Linked DNA regions of Mus musculus: all the other regions are linked to region 1. Evidence: chromatin loops called from intact Hi-C (ENCODE). Cell type or tissue: heart. All regions are shown on one strand. Region 1 holds the start of Cdk17 (cyclin-dependent kinase 17). Region 2 overlaps Elk3 (ELK3, member of ETS oncogene family). Region 3 overlaps Lta4h (leukotriene A4 hydrolase).

Region 1 (2,500 bases):
TTATAAAATTGCCTGAATTAGACATATATTAAAAAAATCATTAACTGCTGTTCAAAAGTACACACTCATTCTTGAAGGGAAGTATAAATATGGACATTTTTATAGGGTAAACAAGTGTTGAAGTCTTTGTAGAGGATAATTATTGTTAACCTATAGTTCTGGTAATTTTGGAGACACAGGAGAACTCCGGTTGATATATATGAACCTTATGAGCTGTAGAAAACACATCCAGCTGTGTCCGACAAAGTTCTAGACAGAAGGGCAGGAAGTATCTTCAAGGAAAGGCGCATCAATCAGAAAAGATACGATTCAGAAGTCCTTAGTAGATAATGAGATTTAAAATATATCGTGCACTTCCTGGTGATAAGAACAGAAAAACAAAACATAACAACAACAACAACAAAAAACCCCAACCTTCACCCTACTGGCCTTTTATACCGTTAACCTTTTCTTGGTTAGGGTGTCCACATCCGGACCCTACTGTCTTCTTTCAGTTCTCTCAGTATTTTCCTCTGCCACTTAAGTCTGCTTTTACTTTAAGCTTCTATCCCTACTTGTGGAAAGAAATGGGCCAGGATCACTTTAGTTTGTCTACACATTCAGTTGTTCCTAACTGGGGAAGAAGAAAGTAAAAAGATTTACAGAAACTGGGCCAACCTCTTTGGCCTGCCTCCTTCAAGCAACAGAATCTAACTCACTGCAACAGTATCTCTTTCTGGGTCCTATAACTTAGCATTGACTCTTTCACAACACAGTTTTATTGTAACCATTTTAGTTCCCCCCTCCACCCTCCCCCCCCAGCCTAGAGCCAACAGTGTAATAACATTTAAAAACACTGTGGTTGAAATCAAAGCTTTGTGCGTGGGTGATTACTGCACTGGCCACGCATATCCAGTCACAGAACAGAAGAAAATTGCAGCAATCGACCGAGGTATTTCTTTGTGGGTCATCTGAAGCACTGTACTGAGGCAGGCATCCTGTGTACAGTAGCGCCTGGAATACTTCAAGCAGAGTTTTATTGTTGCGAGGGGACAGTGAGGGGCTGATTTGTGGCGATCGGTTCCTCACCAATCGCGATGGTCAGACACTGTTCAGCGTTCTGTCCACGGACAGGGTCTCCCTTGCTCTCCAGCCGCGTTTGAAGCCACGCTTGAAGTTTCCTGGGAATACCCCCCAGCCCCGCCCAGACCACGCCCCAGTCATAAGCCCCACCCCCAGGCAAGGCTCCGCCCCGCATGCCGCCGTCGCCGCCACCGCCGGCAGGGGTCGCGCTGCCCCAGGCGAGCCGTGCAGGCGGGGGTGGGGAAGCTCCCGCAGCCGGTCGCTTTTCTCCGCCGCCGCTGGTTGGATCGTTTCAATAAAAGTCTTTTTTTTTTTTTTTTCCTTTTTTCTTTTCTTTTTTTTTTTCTAACCCCCGCTCTCGCTCGCTCCGGGGAACAGGCGGAGGCGTCAAGCCGCAGCCTCCGAGCGAGAGAAAGCAACGCGCACTCAGACGAACGAGAGCGGCGGCTGCGGTCTACCCAGCGCCCGGCAGTCCGGCAGCCCGCGCCCCGCCGCCTCGCTCCGCCCCGGCTCGGTGGCCGGGAGTACTGGGCCGTCCGCGAGGCTCCGCGGCCCGGGAGCCATGTTGAGCGGGGGGCTCTGCCACGCGTGAGGCGGCCGGCGGCCCTCGCGGAGCGGAAGGCGCGAGGTTGGGGGGTGGGGGGAGGCCTGAGCCTGAGGCGCCTCGGCGCGTCCGCCACCACCGGACCTGCATCCGCTCGCTCGCTCTGCGCGCCCGCCGGTCCGGAGCCCGCGGTCCCCGCACTTGCTGGTGAGTTGGCAGCGGGGCTGGGCAGGGATCGTGACGCCTGTCAGCGGGCGGCTCGAGTGGGGATCTTGTCGGTCGCATGTCCACGCGCGGCGTGGGCTGCGGGAGTGCGGAGCTGGTTGGGGGACCTGGGGGGAGGGGCTCCATGCGCCGCCGCTGAGAGTTCGCAGCCGATCGAGGCTTCCTGGGGAGGCTGCTGGCCCCGTGGGGCGCCGGGAGGGGAAGAGGCGGAAAGTCCCCCCGAGACACAAAGGTCCCCGGGGCCGGGGTGGAGGCGCGGGCGCGGGGCGGCGGGAGTGGGCGAGGACGCGGCGCTGCGGGCTCCTTGGAGACGCGGGAGGCTGCGCGCGGGTGGGTGGGCAGCTCCGCGGGGGAGGAGCCCTCTCGTGGGGGAGCGGGTCGACACAAAGCTCCGGGCAGCCCTCTTGCTGGCGGGTCACACCCCTGAGTGTCGCTCCAACCGGAGGCGGAGGGACTGTGGGAAACCCAGAGAACCCGGGAAGAGGGGGTTGTGTGTGTGTGTGTTCCACCGTTGTCTTAGCCGCAGTTGCTTTTCTCGGTGTTTTTGTCCGGTTGCTTCTGCTCCCCATCTCAGCTGGGTGGCCCCAGTTTTCTTCCCCACATCACCCCCACGCTGCCACCTCGCCGTCCCCTGTGGTTCCCCACTCATTCTCTCCCCTACTTTTCACC
Region 2 (2,500 bases), 110 kb after region 1:
ACCCACAGGACGCATGCCCACCCTGTCCGTTAGCCAGCAAACTACCCACAAACCCCAAGAGAAACTTTCCTATGGAAGTATCCAGGCTCTGTAAAAACAGAACCAGAGTGAGTCCGGTAAGCCCCCAAGTGTTACTGTGTGTGAGCAGTGTAGGCCCTGCCCCATCTCTGCCTGGGGCTTGTGGGCTCTCAGGGGCTCTAACAGGGATAGAGTCAGCCCTAAATGGTTCAGGCAAGGTTGAGTCACCTTTGCCCCTAAGGAGGGAGCACTTCTGAAAGGCTCCTTGACCCCACCCACCTGAGCTACTTTTAACAAGACAGCCTTCTCTACTCCCACAGTGTGGTTGAACGGTATTCCCCCCCAAGAACTCATGCCCCCTCAGAAACTCAGAATGTGACCTTATTTGGAAATGAGATCTCTGCAGATGAAATTGGCCAAGGGATGTTGAGACTCAGGGTAAGCGCAAAGTACAAACGACTAGTGTCCTATAAGAGGACAAGAGGGCCACTCAAGAAAGAAAAAACACACATGTAAAGACAGGTGGAGAATGAGGGATACAGCTATGGAACACCAAGGACTGCTGGGAGCTACCAGGGCTTGGGGGATGGGAGGTGGTGGTAATCTTCCTTGAAGCCATCCAGGGGCCCAGCAGACAGCTCACTTTGGATTTTTGGCTTCCTGGGGGACACTAAAATTCTGTTACTTTGAGCTACCAAGTCTGGGGTTATCTGTTAGAGCAGCCTTTGTGAGTGGGGTGCTTCTTAAAGTTGCCCCTGCTCAGCAGTGGCCCTCAGGAAGGCCTAGCATGCCTTCAGTGCTGGATGCTGGTCCTAGGCACCAGGCTAGGCAGAGCTGGAACACCCATTGTCTCAATCTTAAGTTTGGAACACACACACACACACACACACACACACACACACCATCCCAAACTTCTAAGAATAACACACCCTAAGTTTGGCTCCTAAGAGCTGACCTGCCCCACCAGCTGCCAGCCTCGAAGTTTTCTCATGGTTTGGGTTAAGATTTCTTTGTTTTCTGGCATTAGTCAACTGCAGTGTGAACCAGCTCACCAAATGCGGCCACTTGGCAGCGGCAGGGCTCCTCAGACTCGCCTGAGCGGTCACTGTGCCACCCAGAGGGTGCTGCAAACGAGGAACTCCTCTTCTTGCTGGTCTGGCAGGACACCCTTCCCTAGGAGACTCGAGCTGGATGCTGAGGGCATCTTTCTCTCCTGCCCTTTGCAGCTGCCGCTTGCTGGGTTCAGCTCTAATTTTACCCTGGCTCCTTTAAACATTCCTCCAAGAGTGTTTGTCCTCAATAAATTGAACCATAAGACTGTTCTGCCAGCATAAGCCTTTCTGGGCTGGGTTGGGGAATAATTGCAATGGTTCTCCATTTTGAGTGGCCAGATCTAATGATGCGAGTCATCACGGGGACATCAGCGCCCCAAGTGGACAGAAATACACTCCTACCCTGTCTTTGCTGTATGGATTTTTGACATTCCATATTGGAGACAGAGCCTTGGGCTCAGTCTCTGGCCCTGTCCTGGTTTATTTTTTTGTCCATTTGACACAAGCTAGAGTCATCTAGGACAAAGGGACCTTAATTGAGAAAACGCCTCCATCCGATTGCCTATTGAAAATCTGGAGGGCATTCTCTTGATTAATGATTGATGTGGGAGGGCCCAGCCCACTGTGGGCGGTGCCACCCATGGGCAGGAAGTCCTGAGTGGTAGAGAAAAGCAGGCTGAGCAAGTCACAGGAAGCAAGCCAGTAGGCAGAGCTTACTGCATGGCCTCTGCATCAGCTCCTGCATCCTGGTTACTACCCAGCCTTCCCTTCATGACAGAAATAAACCCTTTTCTCCTCAAGTTGCTCTCGGTCATGGTGCTTTATTACAGCCATTGAAGGCACACTAAGACAAGCACCGAGCAATAATAATGATGATGATGATGATGATGAAGAAGAAGAAGAAGAAGAAGAAGAAGAAGAAGAAGAAGAAGAAGAAGAAGAAGAAGAAGAAGAAGAAGAAGAAATAAGAAAAATAATAAGAATAAAAGTGTTCTCTCTCTCTCCTTTTGGGATCCTTGCTTGTTAGAGCTGCAGCCAGTGGGGCAAGGTGGTTTCTTCGGGCCTTTCCAGTGCTGGCTTTTCATAGTGACAGATTTCCTCCTATGCTAAGGAGGATGACTGCTAGCTCCTCATACATACATTCTACAGTTCTACAGTTACAGGAAGCTACCACAGCAGGCACTGCAGAGACTAACTATAGTGGTGTTAAGAAAAAAAAAAATGTGGGGGAGGGGTGGAAGTGGGCAGTAAAGTAGATGTAGTAACCAGAGACAGAGACAGGAGCCGGCCTGGAGCAGGGAAGGCAGATACCAAGCAGGGGCTGGCAAGGTACAGCCAGAGTTCAGCAGCAGATGTGGCCTGGAGCCAGGAGGCAAGGTAGGCAGGGCTAATGAGGAAGCTAAAAGGTAGGATGTTCAGAACCAGTAGAG
Region 3 (2,500 bases), 310 kb after region 1:
ACACACACACATACACATGCACATACACAGCTACATACACACACATACACACACGCGCGTGCGTGCGCATACACACACACACACACACACACACACAGTAAGAAGGAAAGAGGGGTAGATACATGAAATGGAAGTAAAGAGCTCTCTCTGGGGTTAGGCCTATTAGTCCTATTGATGTTAAAGAGGTTTCTGTGATTAGGGAAGGAAAGAAGGCAGTGTTTGCTTCCTAATGCCTGTGTGTTGAACCTGTTGACATACAGAGTAGACATACAGTGACCCTTCAGGCCAGGTCTGAGATGTCGTCAGCTGCAGCCTGTCGATCGATCTGATGATGGAAATTCTAAGATGTTTTCTTTTTTGTAGGCAGGTGACAAGTCACTCTCCAACGTAAGTAAAAATTTCTTCTTACAATCTTAACACTCAAGAAGTTGTTAAAATACCCACTGTGTTGTTTAGAAGTTATTATTGTAAAAGAAAACTGGGGTTATCCTCTTGCTACTTCAGCAATTAGGTTTAGTAGAGTAAAGAAAAATTTAGCCAAATATATATGATACATAATCACAGAAACAAGTATTGTTATTTCCTGTGTATGAAACATTTTAATCGGCTTACATGCTCATTGAATTTAATACTTTCCATGTCTTTTTTTTTTTTTTCTTTGTGGTAGTTGTTTCTAATCCATTAGCATGTTCTATACCTTTTTGGTCTTGGTTAAATTGCATTTTCCTCCCGAAGTAAGTAATTTTTTAATACGTTTTTAAAAACATCAAGTCATGTGACATTGAAGTATTTAAATAAGGACTTGCTTCAGGATGAGGTATCCGGTGTGACCACTAATCCCTTAACACTGTCCTCTCAGGTTATTGCACATGAAATATCTCATAGCTGGACAGGAAACCTAGTGACTAACAAGACGTGGGATCACTTTTGGTATGATGGGTTGTTTTGTTTTCTTTTGTTTTATTGGTTGCTCTTGTTGATCCTTCTGCTTTCCACCCACCGCCACCGCTGTCTCCTCTGTACTTCTTGTTTCTCTCCCCTACGGTCTCTATGATCCACGGAGTTTCAAAAGACCCTGCCGCACCTGTCACAGAGGTCCATACAGTCTAGGTGTGCAGTTTATTCCTGCCGCTAACTCTCTGACATTGCCGCATTTTAACACAGACTTGGCAATAGCAAGATTGCCGCTTCCTTTTCTCTGCTGCCACCTGCTGGTCTGGGCTTGCTATCGTCTTAGTTGACTGCCTGGGCCTCTCTAGGCAGCATGGGCTGGGATGTAGAGGCCATGCTATCTATAAGGGCTCTCCTCCCGGGGGAAGACACAAAAGAAAAGATCCGCTTGGCTAAGATGCTGTGTTCTATCTGCTGGGACAGTACCCATTTTGTTGTTGTTTTTTTTTGTTTTGTTCCCTTTCAGGTTAAACGAAGGACATACTGTCTACTTAGAGCGCCACATTTGTGGACGGTTGTTTGGGGAAAAGTTCAGACATTTCCATGCTTTGGGAGGATGGGGAGAGCTACAGAATACGGTAAGTAGGGTGGGCTTCTACAAGAGTCACCCAGCCTTGCATAGTCATTACCAAACTGGGTTAATAAACTATCTTTTTAACAACAGGGTAGTCATAGGTGTAGAGGATGTAGCAGGTGCCATGCATAGCCCTGTTCTAAACTGGGAGCCAAGAAACACATACGTTCTTTACTGCTAACATAGATGACTATTGCATAGAAATTTATGTGAATACTTGTGATTTGTTTGTTTGTTTGTTTGTTTGAGACAGAGTGATCTGTGTAACAGCCCTAGCTATCTTGGAACTCACTCTGTAGACCAGGCAGGCCTTGAACTCACTGAGATCTCTGCCTGCTTGCCTCTGCCTCCCGAGTGCTACAGTTGAAGGTGTGCACCACCACTGCCTGGCCCTAATACTTGTGATTTTTTTTTTTCAAAAATGTATTTATTTATTTTGTTTTTTTTGGAGACAGGGTTTCTCTGCACCACCACTGCCAGGCAGATTTATTTATTACTTATATCTAAGTACACTGTAGCTGTCTTCATACGCATCTGAAAAGGGTGTCAGATCTCAATACAGATGGTTGTGAGTCACCATGTGGTTGCTGGGATTTGAACTCAGGACCTTTGGAAGAGCAGTCAGTGCTCTTAACCGCCGAGCCATCTCTCCAACCCCTACTTGTGAATTTTTAAACACACTCTCCCCAACTCTAAATGTGTCGCTCAGACATTAAATCATCTTTCTAGTTCTTTTGTCAAAGTAAAGCCTGTTATTAGCAAGGAATATCTGAGACATACATGTAGTTAGACTCCAGGAGTGATAGCAGCATACTGTTTCCAGTCTGTACGTTGAAGGTTTAGAAGCCTGAGTGAAACAGAGCCTCCCCAACAGCTTGCTGGCGCAGTAACAGTCCTCTTCCTATGAGGGTACTCATCTCACTTTATTGGGTTGCAGATAAAAACATTTGGGGAGTCCCACCCCTTCACCAAGCT

What was found. Peaks named below come from ENCODE experiments on the same cell type or tissue, not always from the same donor. Only the 100,000 strongest peaks of a DNase experiment are listed, where the experiment ranks them.
Region 2: a loop joins it to region 1, with 3 times the contacts of the local background. A loop is called at or near these places in 12 of 42 quality-filtered maps.
Region 3: it touches region 1 in a loop (5-fold over the local background); 4 of 42 quality-filtered maps call a loop at or near these places.

Annotation. Positions count from the first base shown.
Region 1 is chr10:93,159,388-93,161,887 of GRCm38, forward strand. Cdk17 (cyclin-dependent kinase 17) reads left to right here and starts at 1,489. Exons shown (of 17, transcript NM_146239.2): 1 at 1,489-1,813. In heart, CTCF peaks have their summits at 1,264 and 1,463; DNase peaks (open chromatin) are centred at 1,224, 1,804 and 1,924; H3K4me3 peaks cover 1,980 bases; H3K27ac peaks cover 2,049 bases.
Region 2 is chr10:93,272,108-93,274,607 of GRCm38, forward strand. The region is part of intron 2 of Elk3 (ELK3, member of ETS oncogene family); the gene reads right to left. Among named protein-coding and RNA genes, the nearest start is that of Gm32551, 12 kb to the right of the region's middle. In heart, a CTCF peak has its summit at 1,448; DNase peaks (open chromatin) are centred at 164 and 1,714; H3K27ac peaks cover 542 bases.
Region 3 is chr10:93,470,437-93,472,936 of GRCm38, forward strand. Lta4h (leukotriene A4 hydrolase) reads left to right here. Exons shown (of 19, transcript NM_008517.2): 9 at 364-387; 10 at 860-930; 11 at 1,418-1,529; 12 at 2,463-2,500. Among named protein-coding and RNA genes, the nearest start is that of Hal, 17 kb to the right of the region's middle. In heart, a CTCF peak has its summit at 1,222 (motif pointing left); a DNase peak (open chromatin) is centred at 1,205.